Regions from separate parts of the Homo sapiens genome. Here region 1 is linked to region 2. A link is an interaction called in ENCODE POLR2A ChIA-PET data of the cell type or tissue named here. Cell type or tissue: PC-3. All regions are shown on one strand.

What was found. Peaks named below come from ENCODE experiments on the same cell type or tissue, not always from the same donor. Only the 100,000 strongest peaks of a DNase experiment are listed, where the experiment ranks them.
Region 1: POLR2A ChIA-PET joins it to region 2 with 11 read pairs; 5 of 35 experiments call an interaction of 5 or more read pairs at or near these places.

Annotation. Positions count from the first base shown.
Region 1 is chr20:33,588,180-33,596,179 of GRCh38, forward strand. All of the region lies in intron 1 of CBFA2T2 (CBFA2/RUNX1 partner transcriptional co-repressor 2), which reads left to right. Among named protein-coding and RNA genes, the nearest start is that of C20orf144, 70 kb to the right of the region's middle. In PC-3, no CTCF peak of the experiment used is centred here; no DNase peak of the experiment used is centred here.
Region 2 is chr20:33,642,831-33,650,830 of GRCh38, forward strand. CBFA2T2 (CBFA2/RUNX1 partner transcriptional co-repressor 2) reads left to right here. Exons shown (of 11, transcript NM_001032999.3): 11 at 1,517-7,200. The coding sequence ends at 1,816. Among named protein-coding and RNA genes, the nearest start is that of C20orf144, 15 kb to the right of the region's middle. In PC-3, no CTCF peak of the experiment used is centred here; a DNase peak (open chromatin) is centred at 4,891; H3K4me3 peaks cover 793 bases; H3K27ac peaks cover 719 bases.

The sequences.
Region 1 (8,000 bases), 55 kb before region 2:
GTTTCCTCTTGACCCCTTTATTATTATTTTTTGTGTATGGTATGTAGCTATTTTAAAGTATTGTTAGTCTTTGTTTTAACTTTGTTGAAGTGTTAATTAAAATGATGAACTTGCAGAAGAAAAAGTGAACATTTTAAACTATTTTTTATAAATAGAATAGAAACAGGTGCAAATGAAGAAATATATATATATAAATATATATAGATCAACAAATGAATAATGAACAAATATATATGTTAATGTAGCATATATTAATATAATATATATGTTAACCACAAAAGTACCATGGCCATTCAGCTCGTGATATGTATTTCTTTCTTTTACCTTTATTTTTGGCCTGTTTGAAAGATTTATGCTACATTATATTTTCCTTTATTCCTTAGATTACTTTAAAGAACAACACTATAATTAAGAGCAGTACACCCTAACCAAGTAAGGTTGATCACACAATGGCAAGGATAGTTCAACATTAAGAAGCTGAAAAGGGCTGGGCATGGTGGCTCACGCCTGTAATCCCAGCACTTTGGGAAGCTGAGCCAGGTGTATCACTTGAGGTCAAGAGTTCGAGACCAGCTTGACCAACATGATGAAACCCCGTCTCTAGTAAAAATGCAAAAATTAGCCAGGCATGGTGGCAAGTGCCTGTAATGCCAGTTACTCTCTGAGGCAGGAGAATCACTTGAATCCAGGAGGCAGAGGTTGCAGTGAGCCATGATCGCGCCACTGCACTCCAGCCTGGAGGACAGAGTGAGACTTCCCCTCAAAAATAAAAATAAAAATAAAAACAAGAAGCTGAAAGGAGGAAAAAAAACCCATTTCCATAAATACATCCCTTCCCCTAAAAAAATGCATTTGATTAAGCTGAAGACCTATTTCTAATAAAAACAAGTAAAAAGCAAGTTTGTGGTAAGTAGAAACTTCAAGGTTATACATGCAAAATGTGGCTTAAACTAGAGCTGCAACATAAAAGTGGTGAAGAACAGCAGAGGACAGTTGGAGCTGTGGGAGATGCACAAATGAATGCCTCTGGCATGGAGCTTCAGGGTTGAAAATCAAACACTAGAAGTCCAGCCAGGCACAGAGAGCAGCCAGTTGCAGAGGGGACATCTCCCTTTGTCTTTATCTGTTGTGGAGATGTTTGGTAGTCCCTTACCCCCAATGCATTGTAATAAAGCACTCCATTTGTATATGCATCTTAATAGTCCTCAATGATTTAGGCCCACAAAATGATCAGTTAAGAGAGTTACCTTTATTTTGTTTACTTTCAAAAAAATAAGAATAAACCCAAACTCAATTCTTAATTTCTCAGCCTGAACAGTGTGAGGTCATAGTTGTCCAGATTTCTCTGGAAACGAGTAAAGATGAATTCGTTTCTTTGTCATGGGTCTGTACTATAGGTTGTTCTCTTTTTATTTCATTTGATTGTAAACAGCAACTCTGGCAGCTGGGCAATATTGAATGATTGCTGTAAACAAGGAAACAGACTTTGAGGAGGAAATATCCCCACTATCAGAGAGCTAACAGAGCCTCAATTTCAATCCTGATCTGTCTGAATCCAGCCACTGCCTCATACCCACACCAGAGCTGTTCAATTGAAATATAATGTAAGCAACAAATAGAGGCCACATATGTAATTTTAAATATTCTTGTAACCTTATTTTTTAAAAAAGAAACAGGTGACATTCCTTTTGATAATATGTTTAATATACTAAGAAATTTCAATATATAATCATTATAAAATTATTAATGAGCTTGTTTACATTCCTTTCCTTAGTACTGTTTGAACCTTGGGGTCTGGCATGGTGGCTCACGCCTGTAATCTCAGTGCTTTGTGAGGCCAAGGTGGCAGGATCACTTGAGGCCAGGAGTTTGAGACCAGCTAGTGAGACCCTGTCTCTAAAAAAAAAAATAGAAAAATTAGCTGGACATGTTGGCATGCACCTATAGTTCCAGCTACTTGGGAGGCTGAGGTGGGAGGATCTCTTGAACCCAGGAGGTTCAGGCTGCAGTGAGCCTAGGTTATGTGACTGCTCTTCCAGCTTGGACGATGCTGTCTCATCTTTTTTTACAAAAAAAAAAAAAAAATCTGCAATCCTTTTTTCCTGTGCACAAACAGCTTCCAGAAAATAGTTAAAAGAAACCATCAAACCCTAAGGTAATTTTTTTTAAGTACCTGTTGGCCCAAACAGAGGGCTTAATTAGCGGCAACTCTTAGAAACCAGATTGCGTTAAACACATCTAGCTTTGTTTTTTTTTCTTGGCCCCCACAAAGGCTATGCGCATGCCCCAGGAATATACTTCTTCTTTGATTGGGCACAATAAGATTGTTTTCTTCAAATATTTGAGAGTGGTAGGACCCCAGAAGAACTCTTACCAACTGATGGTGAGTGCCAAGATCTTCTCATTTATCTGGCAGTGGCATATTCCATCTCTGCAGCAAGGTAAAGCCCTGGGTGCTAGAAGTTCCTTCACAGAACCTAGGTGTCAGCCAGTCATGGATATTGTCCTGTGGCTTCCCATAAAGAAAGCTAAATCTTTGCTTCGTGCTACTCCTGAGCATGCAGTTTTGATTTTTGTGGTTCTCCATCTCAAAACAAAAGCTGATGGGCTGACTGGGCCTTTCTTTGCGCTGGGGGAATATTAAAAACTCGGTTTTTCAAATATTAAGGTACATGGAGCCAGGTGGAACCCAGGCTCTTTTAAAGATTGATGAGGGCAGGTGCAGTGGCTCTCGCTTGTAATCCGAGCACTTTGGGAGGCCGAGGCAGGCAGATCACTTGAGACCAGAAGTTTGAGACCAGCCTGGCCAACATGGTGAAACCCCATCTCTACTAAAAAGAAAATAAAAATTTGCCGGGTGTGGTGGCAGGCATCTGTTAATTCCAGCTACTTGGGAGGCTGAGGCAGGAGAATCACTTGAACCCGGGAGGCAGAAGTTGCAGTGAGCCGAGATCACACCATTGCACTCCAGCCTGGGCAACAAGAGTGAAACTCCCTCTCAAAAAAAAAAGTACTGATGAATAGCTGGGCATGGTGGCTCACACCTATAATTCCAGTGCTTTGGGAGCCCAAGACAGGTGGATCACTTGAGGCCGGAAGTTCGAGACCAGCCTGGCCAACATGGTGAAAACCCATTTCTACTTAAAATAGAAAAAAGTAGTAGTCCCTGCTGTAGTCCCAGCTACTGGGGAGGCTGAGACACAAGAATTGCTTGAACCCGGGAGGCCGAGGTTGAAGTGAGCCGAGATCCCACTACTGCACTCCAGCCTGAGCAACAGAGTAAATCTCAAAAAAAAAAAAAAAAAAGAAAAAAATGATGAATAAATATGTACAAAAAGAAAAGAAAAATATTTGTCACATCCAAGTTAACTGAGGATGGCAATGTAATTAAAAAGAATGGTTTGAACTCACAATTGGCTTTGTGGTTACCTTACTACTTGAAAGACGGGACTGGGCACATATACCATTTCATTGGACAAACTTATTTTTACTTAATAGAATATAATTAAAATGCAAAAGTTAATAGCACATTAAAGTTTAATAGTTTTCTTTGAGACAGAGACATTCTCTGCTCTCTTTTGCTCCTCAGACTGGTCTTCGTAGTCTTCAGGTTGCTAAAATCTGATACTTTCCCAAGTCCATTCTCATGAACAATTCTACATCCCAATTGTGGCGGGGTGGGAGGGGGGGGCCTCCTGTAAGTCATGGTCATTCTGTGTTCATGCTGTCTCCATTTCCAAAAACGCTCCAGAATCTCTAGATATATTTAAATCTTCCCCAACACACTTGGTCCAACATGTTGCTTCTGTTTTCATTGTCTGTCACCATGCCTAGGGCACAGCAAACAAGAGTAGTGGATTGATAACAAGTGTTAGTTGATGAACATGAAAAAAACGACATAGGCCGGGCCCAGTGGCTCATGCCTGTTATCTCAGCACTTTGGGAGGCTGAGGTGGGCGGATCACGTGATATCAGGAGTTTGAGACCAGCCTGACCAACATGGGGAAACCCCATCTCTACTGAAAATACAAAAATTAGCCAGGCATCGTGGCACGCGTCTGTAATCCCAGCTACTGTGGAGGCTGAGGCAGGAGAATTGCTGGAACCTGGGAGGCGGAGGTTGCAGTGAGCCAAGATCATGTCACTGCACTCCAGCCTGGGTGACAAGAACAAAACTCTGTCTCAAAAAAAATTTTATATATATATATATATAATTATGTAAAAATTATATATATAATTATGTAAAAATTATATATAATTATGTAAATATATATATAAAATTATGCTATGTAGTTCTGTTAATGCATGATATTATAAAAGCACAGTTGTAAAAAGGTTACATTTACTCTAATTCTAGGCCACAGACTATTCAGTTAGTCCTAAAAATTCATGCAACATCGCCAGGCATTGTAGCACATCCCTGTAGTCCCAGTTACTTGGGAGGCTGAGGATCACTTGAGCCCAAGAGTTTGAGGTCAGCCTTGGTAACAAAGCCAGACCTAGTGTCTTCGAGAAAAAAAATACAAAATTCATGCAACATTACTTGACACTAGGGAGACTAAGTAAGTATGAAGATGGAGTTATATGAATGGGTCACTGCCACTTAAAAAAACCCCTCAAAAATACATGAACTATTAATGAGTTGTAGTGCATATAAGGAAGACAGAATAATGTCTTATATATCATGACTCCATTAACCTCTATAAAGAAGCTGAATATCTACATCTTAAAATTGTAGACTAATGGAGACATTATTTTGTTTATATTAACTCTCTACCTAGGCTTTTCCATTGTAAAGAAGCTATATTTATCTAGATCCATCCTCCCCCATACACACAGAGCTGTTTTTCTTTCACATTGAAAAATTATGACCAGGCACCCTGGCTCATGCCTGTAATCCTAATAGTTGTGGGAGGCCAAGGCAGGCAGATCACTTGAGGCCAGGAGTTGGAGACCAGCCTGGCCAACAAGGTGAAACCCCATCACTACTAAAAATGCAAAAATTAGCTGAGCTTGGTGGCATGTGCCTGTAATCCCAGCTACTCAGGAGGCTGAGGCAGGAGAATTGCTTGAACCCAGGAGGCAAAGGTTGCAGTGAGCCGAGATTGTGCCACTGCACCCCAACCTGGGCGACAGTGAGATTCCGTCTCAAAAACAAAAAACAAAAAAAACCTATTACATAATAAACTGATTTGCAAATCTCTTGACTGGATTTTTTTTTTTTTTTTTTTTTTGAGACAGAGTCTCACTGTGTTTCCCAGGCTGTGCAGTGACATGGTCTCAGCTCACTGCAACCTTCGCCTCCTGGGTTCAAGTGATTCTCCAGTGTCAGCCTCCCGAGTAGCTGGGATTACAGGCACCTGCCACCACGCCTGGCTAATTTTTGTATTTTCACTAGAGACGGGGTTTTGCCATGTTGGCCAGGCTGGTCTCGAGCTCCTGACATCAGGTGATCTGCCTGCCTCCGCCTCCCAAAGTGCTGGTATTACAGGCATGAGCCAACACGCCCAACCTTCTGACTGGTTTTTAATACAAGATAGCTAGATTTTTATATCTGCTTCTGCATTAATCATGTAATCTCTGTAAAAAGCTACCATTCACTCATGAAAGAGTAAAAAGGATAAATGACCTCTTCTTGCTACGATTATGAAAATTGTTTTGACCTTTCCCCTTCTGTCCACACATATCCCAAAGGGTCTCCAGGGCCCCCAACGGTCCCAGGACCATATTTTGAGAACTGCTGAGTAGATCATGGCATTCAAGCCAAGGTAAGTTTATGTTTTATTGTAAGAGCAATAGGAAGCCATTAGAAGAGTTCAGGTCTGTGGGAAGATCTGTTTTAGGTTTTAAATCAGCACTTTGGATACTACGTGATGAATGGACTGAAGGGGTTAAAAGCAGAAGCAGAAAGAATAGTTAGGAGGCAGATGAAGCAGTCCAGGTGAGAGATGACAGTGGCTAAATTCTAGCAATAGAGATGGGAGACATGACATACTGTGACATATTTAAGAGCTGGACTGTCAGAATTTACTGCTATATTTCTTTCTTTTCTTTTTTTTTGAGACGGAGTCTCACTCTGTTGCCCAGGCTGGAGTGCAGTGGCGCAACCTCGGCTCACTGCAACCTCTGCCTCCTGGGTTGGAGCAATTCTCTTGCCTCAGCCTCCCGAGTAGCTGGGACTACAGGCGTCTGCCACCACACCTGTCTAATTTTTATGTTTTTAGTAGAGACAGGGTTTCACTGTGTTAGCCGGAATGGTCTCGATCTCTTGACCTCGTGATCCTCCTGCCTCGGCCTCCCAAAGTGCTGGGATTACAGGTGTGAGCCACCGAGCCCGGCCTACTGCTAGATTTCCTCTAGAAGGTTCTGTGTTCCGCAGACATTTAGCACAGATGTATCAAATGCTGGAACCCAAGAGACCTGGCTTTTTGAATCGTAGGAAAGCCATTAACTAGCTGTGTGAGAAATTGATAGCGTTTTTCCCTGTCTCCCGAAAAAAAAGTGAGGTTTATTTTTGGCCAAGAAGACTAAAGTTAGCTGATTCTCCATCAGTCTCAGATTCTCTGAGTTCTCTGACTTTGGCTGCGTATGTGTGGCCCAGGCAGTAATGTGACACACCTTTAAGTGGTTGGGATTCAGTCGATTTTGATTGTGGTAGGGGTGGCTTCCATACAAAGGCAAGATGCTAATCAAATTTAATTTAAGTCTTTTCTGTTCATGTGAGAAATACTAAGCTGGTGGAGACCTGAAACAGATGGTGTGCAGTTGGAGTAGATAACTATATTATTCTAAATAAATATTTGCTGGAGCTGGGAAGCAACAATCCATATTTCATTTTTTCCCTATTTACATTTTCAGGTCAGCTGTGTTGCTACTGTTTTTAACTTGCATTAAGGTTATCAACAGACTTGGCAATTACAATATATCTTTAAATGTTGAAATAATTAGCATTGGAAGAGACCCTCAGCACGTAGTGCTGTAATGATTCTTAATGCATTTCTGGTGGATAGCTGTCTAATAATATCTTACACTTGAAAAAATTTTTTTTTTGAGTCGGAGTCTCACTTTGTTGCCCAGGCTGGAGTGCAGTGGCCCAATCCCGGCTCACTGCAACCTCTGCCTCCTGGGTTCATGTGATTCTCCAGTCTCAGCCTCCTGAGTAGCTGGGACTACAGGCGCACACCACCATGCCCAGCTGATTTTTCTATTTTTAGTAGAGACGGGGTTTCACCACGTTGGCCAGGATGGTCTCGATCTCTTGACCTTGTGATCCGCCCACCTCGGCCTCCCAAAGTGCTGGGATTACAGGCATGAGCCACTGTGCCTAGCTTAAAAATCTTATACGGTACTTGTTTTTTAATTTTCATTTTTTTTTTAATTTATTTTTTTTGAGAGCGGGCCTTGCTCTGTCACCCAGGCTGAAGTGCAGTGGCACAATCTCGGCTCACTACAACCTCTGCCTCCCAGGCTCAGGCAATCCTCCCAAGGAGCTGGGACTATAGGTGTACGCCACCACTCCCAGCTAAATTTTTGTATGTTTTGTAGAGATCAGGTTTTGCCATGTTGGCCAGGCTGGTCTTGTACTTCTGAGCTGACTCGATCCACCTGCCTCAGCCTCCCAAAGTGCTGGGATTACAGACGTGAACCACCATGCCTGGCCTACAGCACTTTTTAATCTGTTACTTTATTTGCCTTTTAACACCTCCCTTCCTCTGTTTTACAAATGAAGAAACCAAGGCTCTGGCATGACTTGTCCAGGGTTCCACAGTAGCTGATAAATTGGCAGAAAAATCAGGATTCACAGTCACAGTTTCATGCCCAGTTTTCTTTCTTCCACAATAGCCTACCTTTGACTATTCAAGAATATAAATCTCTAGCTGGTCTGGAATTTGGCTGTTTTGCCAAACTGACCTTTTCATCTCATCTTTTGCTGCATACAGCTTTTTATATTTACTGTATATTCTGTTTCAGCTAAGAGATGGTCTTAAATTGAGGGAGTA
Region 2 (8,000 bases):
GCATAGATCCTGGATCTGGACTGCGTAGGTTTAAATCCCAGCTCTCCATTTTGAGCATTGTGCTTTTAAGGAATTGTAATTTTAAATAAGCCACAAAGTAGCCTCCAGGTGAGGTGCACACCTGGACCTATCCCTGCAAAATCACTTTCAAAAGCAGGGAAGGGATAGAGGGCCTGTCCTTTGGATGAGTTTGCATTGGACCAAAACGGCTGATTCTCGTCCATCAAGAATGTTCAGCTAGAATATCCTTGTTGAAATTTGGCAGGTATTCCTGGAGTTTCTTGTTCATCTTGTGAAAGGTGGTCTGGTGTGGGGGAGGAAGGAGGCCAGGACTGGAGGTTAGGAGCCCTGACTTCTAGCCGAGTTCCCTCTCATACTGGCAGTATACCCTTAAAGGAGTCAGTCTCCATCTCTGTTCAATGAGTATAGCAGCTCCTATCCTATTGGTCTGATAGTTATTAGGGAACAGGCACAGTGGCCCATGCCTGTAATTCCAGCTCTTTAGGAGGTCAAGGTGGGAGGGTCCTTTGAGGCCAGGAGGTCAAGACCAGCCTGGGCAATATAAGGAGACTCTGTCTCTACAAGAAATTAAAGAATCAGCCAGGCATGGTGGCACATGCCTGTAGTCCCAGCTACTCAGGAGGCTAAGGTGGGAGTGTGGGAGGATCCCTGGAGCCTAGGAGGTCAAGTCCAGCTTGGGCAACATAGCAAGACCCTGTCTCCAAAAGAAAAAACAAAACAGCAGCAGCAGCCTTCGTTGAGTCAGATTATCAGTAAAAACAATGAAGATTATTCTCTAATGAGGGAAGCAATATCAGCTGGGCGCTTATAATCCTGACACTTTGGGAGGCTGAGACAGGCAGATCACTTGAGCCCAGGAGTTCAAGCGTAGCCTGGCCAACATGGCAAAACCTCATCTCTACTATATATATATATATATATATATATATATATATATATATATATATATATATATATATATATATAGTATATAATGTGTGTGTGTGTGTGTGTGTGTGTGTGTGTGTGTATATAATGTATAATTACAAAAATTAGCCAGGCATGGTGGCACATGCAGAAAGGAGTAGGATAAATGTTCGTCTTAACACATGTGGTCTTAGGATAGATGGCTCTTGGGGGAGACCCTGGCACAGAGTTTGGTTTGGTTTCTGACTATTAAAATGAGCCAAAAGATGAGTCCATGCCTTAGGCAGGAGAGATGGCCACCTGCCCTAGGCTGGTGCTGTGTAAGGTATTTTCACACACACATCTCATTTCACTGTTCCTGTCATCTTGCAGGGAAGTAGTTTTCTTGTTTTACAGATGAAGGAAACTCAGAAAGGCAGTGTGTATTTCTCATAGTTAAACAGCAGTAGAGGGCGGAGTTGACCACAGGTGTATGTAGTTCCAAAGCTGGGGTTCTCTACATACAGCCCCTTGCTTTACTGTGCAGGGAATGAATGGCAAGCCTGCCCCTCAATCCCAGCAACCACTAACTGATGCCTGTGTCTTGCAGAACTGCTGGAACTGTGGCCGCAAAGCCAGCGAGACATGCAGTGGCTGCAATATCGCGCGATACTGTGGCTCTTTCTGCCAGCACAAGGACTGGGAGCGGCACCACCGCCTCTGTGGTCAGAACCTGCATGGCCAGAGCCCCCACGGCCAGGGCCGGCCGCTGCTTCCTGTAGGCAGGGGCTCCTCTGCCAGGTCCGCCGACTGCAGCGTGCCCAGCCCAGCCCTCGACAAGACCTCGGCAACCACATCGCGTTCCTCAACACCTGCTTCTGTGACAGCTATCGACACCAACGGACTCTGAGCCCCGGACTCTGCTTACCCTGATGGCTGCTCAGCACCACAGAGTGCTTGGGCTGAGGGACTGACTGTTGGAACCCGTGCATGTAGCTGCCGGGTCATCAGCAAGAAATGAATTGGAGGCAGGAAGAGTCCAAGCCTGAATAATAACACCCCACAGCCTCTCTGTGCACTTGCTGTCTGCGGAGCCAGTGTGCCATTCTCTGCACATGGGCAGCCAGCCTGAGCTGCCTCCTCCATGGCTTTCCTGGTTTGTTCCTCTCTCCACTGAAGCTGACTTAGCCGGCCCCTTTTCAGTGTAGACCACCAGCTCCCCTCCCCATCTCCTTGAGTCAGCAGACTGTCCAATGTGCTCAGCCAGGCTGGAGGCGGCAGGCGGCAGGCAGCAGGCTGTGGAGGAGGCCCCTCGGTCAGGGAGCGGCCTGCCTCACCCCTGAATAGCTCCTTCGGCCCCATCTCCATCCTCAGCAGATGACACTGATTGGCCTCACGGGGACTTGGGTAAGCAACAGGCGGCATTCAGGACTCTTCTCAACCCTGCTGTTCAGACTTGATAAGATCTCAGAGTCCACAGGAAAGAAGTCACTGTTGCAATAAAAGCACCCGTAGTAGCAAAAACATAAAACAAATAAAACTTCCCCCACATCACAGATGATTTTGGACAAGATTTTCCAACCTTGCTGGCTACTTTAGTTTGGGACCTGTTTTTTTTCTCATTTGATTTTGCTTGTGCAGAAAATAGTTTCCAGCACATGGATTGATCTGAGAGAGAATGAGGCTCAGTTGTGGATAGTCTGTTTTCTCTGAGCATGTTGGCCAACTAGTATCGTCAAATTATTGAGTGGATCATCTCTTGGAAATGCAGAACTTCTGCCACCACTTGGCTATTTGCACAGTCATCTTGTTCTGTGTCCTTTTATCTCTCAGACCACACACATCTGGAACGCTGTGGGCATCTTCTGCCCATGGGCTCCATTTGGCACCTGCTGAGCCACAGTTGTCCTGCTGGATGTGCTGTGCAGGTTGGTAGGACTTGCCCCCACTGTCAAGGCCTGGTCTCATCTGAAAAGCCCTCCTGGACCTCAAAGAATTCTTCAGACCTCATAGTTACAGGTCATTATATCTACTATGTTGATTTATCATCAGGCACACAACTTCTGTTTCCTTCTCTTGTGTTATCTGATAGCGTCCCTCCTTGAGCTCATCAGAAAGGTTTTATGAAATGTGAACCATTTTGGGAAAAGCTGATCAATTTTTCTTCCTAGCTTCCCATTTTCAAATGGGACATCACTCATATCCCTTTCAGAATGTTAGGAACTGCCTCCCACATTCTTCCCTGTCTTTTTGGGTTTTGTTTTTTGTTGTTGTGGTGGTTTTTTAACACAAAGTCTCACTCTGTTGCCCAGGCTGGAGTGCAGTGGCATGATCTTGGCTCACTGCAACCTCTGCCTTCCAGGTTCAAGCAATTCTCCTGCCTCAGCCTCCCGAGTAGCTGAGATTACAGGCGCCCACCACCACGCCCAGCTAATTTTTGTATTTTTAGTAGAGACAGGGTTTCACCATGTTGGCCAGGCTGATCTCGAACTCCTGACCTCAGGTGACCTGCCTTGGCCTCCCAAAGTGCAGGGATTACAAGCGTGAGCCACCATGCCCGGCCTGTCTTTTTGGTTTTGATGGGAGTCTGAGGACCCCGACCCCTCCTGCTCTCCATCTTTGAGCCTCTGGCATCCTCTCACACCCAGAAATCAGTTGGAGTAAGTTTAATTGGCCCTGCTCCAGCTGGCCTTTGAAGCACAAGTTTAAATCTCCACCTTCTGTGCACTGACCAGAGTCTAAAATAAAAGTTGTCAGTACCATAAAGGAAAAGGGATCCACACAGGTAGCCTTCTCCTTGGATACAGGTACATCTTACTGTAAGAATTTCAAGTCCTGGCTGGGCGCAGTGGCTCACTCCTGTAATCCCAGCACTTTGAGAGACCGAGGCAGGCAGATCACTTGAGGTCAGGAATTCAAGACCAACCTGGCCAACATGGTGAAACCCTGTCTCTAATAAAAAAAAAATAGAAAAATCAGCCGGGTGTGGTGGCACACACCTGTAATCCTAGCTACTCAGGAGGCTGAGGCAAGAGAATCTCTTGAACCTGTGAGCCAGAGGTTGCAGTGAGCCGAGATTCCACCACTGCACTCCAGCCTGGGCAACAGAGCAAAACTCTGTCTCAAAAAAAAAAAAAAAAAGGCAAAATTAAAGAATTTCAAGTCCCTAATTTACTCTAACCAAGCATTTTCAGTCTTACAAAGAAATCTAGTGCACGACACCTTTAAAATGCCTAGATTTCCATTGCCTAAAGTAAGGTGTGACCAGTGAAACAACAGCAGAGAATCATGTTCCTTTGCTGTGGAACACATAAGCCCCACAGTTTTCCAGTCAGCCTAATACATGGGTATCCCCCGACCCCATCTGCCTCCTTAAGCCACAGTCCTTGGTGGGGAACTCTAAGGGGGACGGAGTCAGTACCCCGGACAGGGCCACATTTGCATGAGACATGGCTGTCTCACAGGTCACAGAGCCATTACAACAGCTTACTAGTTTTTCATGGATTTGTTGGATTAACACCTTAAGCAGGTTTTTTATTGTTATTTTGTTTGTTTGTTTGTTTTGAGACGGGAGTTTCTCTCTTGTCTCCCAGGCTGGAGTGCAATCGCGCAATCTCGGCTCACGGTAACCTCTGCCTCCCAGGTTCAAGCGAGTCTCCTGCCTCAGCCTTCTGAGTAGCTGGGATTACAGGCATGCGCCACCACGCCCAACTAATTTTGTATTTTTAGTAGAGACGGGGTTTCTCCTTGTTGGTCAGGCTGGTCTCAAACCCCGGACCTCAGGTGATCCCCCCACCTTGGCCTCCCAAAGTGCCAGGATTACAGGCATGAGCCACTGTGTCCGGTCTTGAGCAGGTTTTTAAAATCTCCAGTGGCCATAAAACTAGCCAGGGTAGCTCATGCTTTTACTGGTTGGAATAAGGAGCCAAAACCAACAAAATAATATTTATTAGGGCTCGATGCCCATTTCTGTGGCTAAGGCTTAGGTTTGGTGTGCAGAGCCTGGCCTGCTCTTGTGGGCTGTGGTTGCTGTGACAGTTTCGTTTTCTGAATCTTTGTAATGCTCTTCCACCCTGCTCGTGCTGCCCAGAGGCTGATCTGCAAACCTGGGCAGTATTCCACACTGAAGCTCAGTTTGCAAACCTTCTGCTGTGTTAATTCTGGTCAGTTTCACACAGAAGTCACGAGGGCCTCTGCCCAGGACCTTCTATTCACATTTCAAGAATCCCTTTCTGAAATTCTCCAACTCTCTGGTCAGGAGGAGGAGCACCATTGGGGCGGGGTAGGCAGCTAGAGGCGCAGGAGCGAATCCAGGTTCCTTGCGTGGTTCCCAGCCTCTGCTGACAGCACCTCAGCTACCAGGTGGGGAGTGGAAATTCAGCCTGCTTAGAGGACTGACCTCTACAGTTCATATTTGCAGTGACATAAAAGGCAAAGAGGAGCTGGCATGGTGGTACAGAAGGTATCAGTCAAGCGCAGGCTCTTCAGAAACCTAGAAACTAAAAAGAGATGCAACATGTGACTGGCCATCAGCCAGACATGTCTAGGGTGAGACCAGTGCTCAGCACCACCCGCCAAGGAACACTGATGAGTTGTGGGACATTATGGTCGGCCAAGTGAGGAATGATTGCAGGGACCAGAGAAGACCAAAGATGCCAGATGTCCCCAGAGTTTCTTGAGGGCTGGGTTTCACGTCTTTGCTTGTCCTTTTTGTCCCCACTTGCCTGCACCGTGCCTGACTCATCCAGTGGGGAAGGTGACTCAAGAAGTTGTTTAAGCCTAGGCCTAGGCAGTCCACTTCGGGAGGTGGGGGCACTCCACACTGGGGGGCCCTGCAGCTCCAGGGCTGGTGCTCTAGCAGATCCGCTCAGGCACGGTTGGGTGACCGTGGGGTCACCGATTGCGTAGATTATTTCTAGGGCAGTGCTGGGTTAGAAATGTCTGTCTGGAAACAGGACACATCTTGCCACCACAAGTCCACACCTGGCCTTGGCTGCTGCCCGCTCTCTGCAGCGTGGATTTCCTTTGCCCATTTGGGCCAGAAGGTCACCAGGAGTTCATCACTGCTTAGTGTCAACTTGACATCTTCAGCTTCCAGACAGAAAACCCATGCTTTACTTTGTACAGCCCTGTCCCAGAGTTAGTAAGCCTCGGCTTGTCACCTGCTTGCAAAGGGTATAGACATCATTCTGGGTAGTTCTAGAGGATATCGCAACAAGTGCGTTTGAAGGTTCAGCACAGCTGGAATTGTACGGTAGTGAGCTCTTCAAAATGAAAACAGAATGACCGGATGGCCATCTGTCCTGGAAACTGTAGAATTGAATAAATCACTGAAAATAGAACACTTCTTGGAGGCTTTCTTCAGAACTGAACTAGAAACAAGGTTTCCAGGCTCCCAGGTCAGTAGACCAAACCAACTTCCTTAGATTTTTTTTTTTAAGCTGTTTGCAGAAAACTGGGTGGTAGCGTGTCTGAACCAAACGGAAGAATAGCCAGCGGAGCATGGACTGTTCCAGCACGGGCCAGATGGCCAGCTGTCGAGAGCAGCCCTGCCCAGATTGCGGTGGGGGCTGTGCCAGCGGCTCCGCAGGGCCCTTCCAACTCTGGAGTGTCTGTAGTTCTTGTGAAACCAAAACGTTGACTACCTGCCTCTTTCCTCGGGCATCGACGTGCTCATTTCCAAAGATGATGGTGCAGGTGACCTTTTCCATCGTGAGCTAAGAGAAGGTTAGGAGGCCTGAGGGGCGGGCCTTGTGTCCCCTCCTCCCCCTCCACAGCCCCTGAGGTGGAGCTTCCCTCACAGACCCCATCTGGTCGAGCCTACGGCTGCCCAGTGTACACTCAGTGATGCTTATACCAAATAGGGCATGTGCGCTGGTGTCTGTTGGGGACAGCCCCATCCCTACCTTGGAGTCGGCAGAGAAGCAGCAATAAGCATTAGGCGAATGATTGAAAGGGCTGCTGCGCCAAGAGGCCTTCAGTCCCCTTAACGTGGCTTTCCAACTTCCTGACGAGGCTACAAAGGCTCCGCTCACAAAAGAAAGCCAATAATGTAAATAAATAGAAAACGAAGCCTCCACGCGTGGTTTTTAAAGGGGGATGATGAATGTGACACCACCCACAGAATGCATTAGAATCTGGTTTTTCTGTGCTTTGTCATTTTACTCTGATAGGAATTTTTGTTACCTAACTCTGTGCATAACTTATTTAATGTACTGTATAAATGAACCAAAACTGTTAAATATGTATTTAGTTTGTTCTACTTAAAGTAGTCAATAAAAAGGCTATATTCCTTTTCTGCCTCAAGCTGGAATGGGACCGGGAGGAAAGGTGGTCCCTACACTAGGAGGTGTCCCCTCACCCTAATTCCCAAATCCTTGAGGAAGAGGGAGAGAGGGGCCTCAACTGGTTCTAGTCGTGGCCTGAAGAGCATCCAAGGGCATGAAGCAGGGGGTGTCTGCACCCCATGTGCCTGGAACTGGCCTCTCTGGAAAGCCAGCTGCACCAACTGGTCAGTGCCCTGTGGGGACCAGGCCCAACCAGGCTGGCTGCTGGAGCCCACCAGTGGGCCTGCGGTCAAGGGCCAACAACAGCTTCCAGACACTCCCCGTTATTTCTTTTAAGTGGTGTTTCGTTTTGTTTTGTGGGGAGGGGGCAGGGTCTCTGTTGCCCAGGCTGGAATGCAGTGGCACGATCACAGCTCAGTGCAGCCTCCACCTCCCAGACTCAGGCAATCCTCCCACCTCAGCCTCCTAAGTAACTGGAACTACAGGCATGGGCTACCACGCCTGGCTGATTTTTTGTATTTTCTATAGAGACAGGGTTTCACCATGTTGCCCAGGCTGGCCTCAAACTCCCGGGCTCAAGCGATCTGCCTGCCTCGCCCCCGCCAAAGTCCTGGGACTACAAGCATGAGCCACTGCACCCGGCCAAATTATCTTGTAATAAGGAAAAATGAACCACAGAGAATCTGACCATCTGTCCTGCCTGAACAGGGTGGTGGACTTGTGGATATATTTTCTAGTAACATGTATTTTCTTGTAAAATTTTAACACAAATGTTAACAAACATACCTGGACTTGTCAAATATTCAC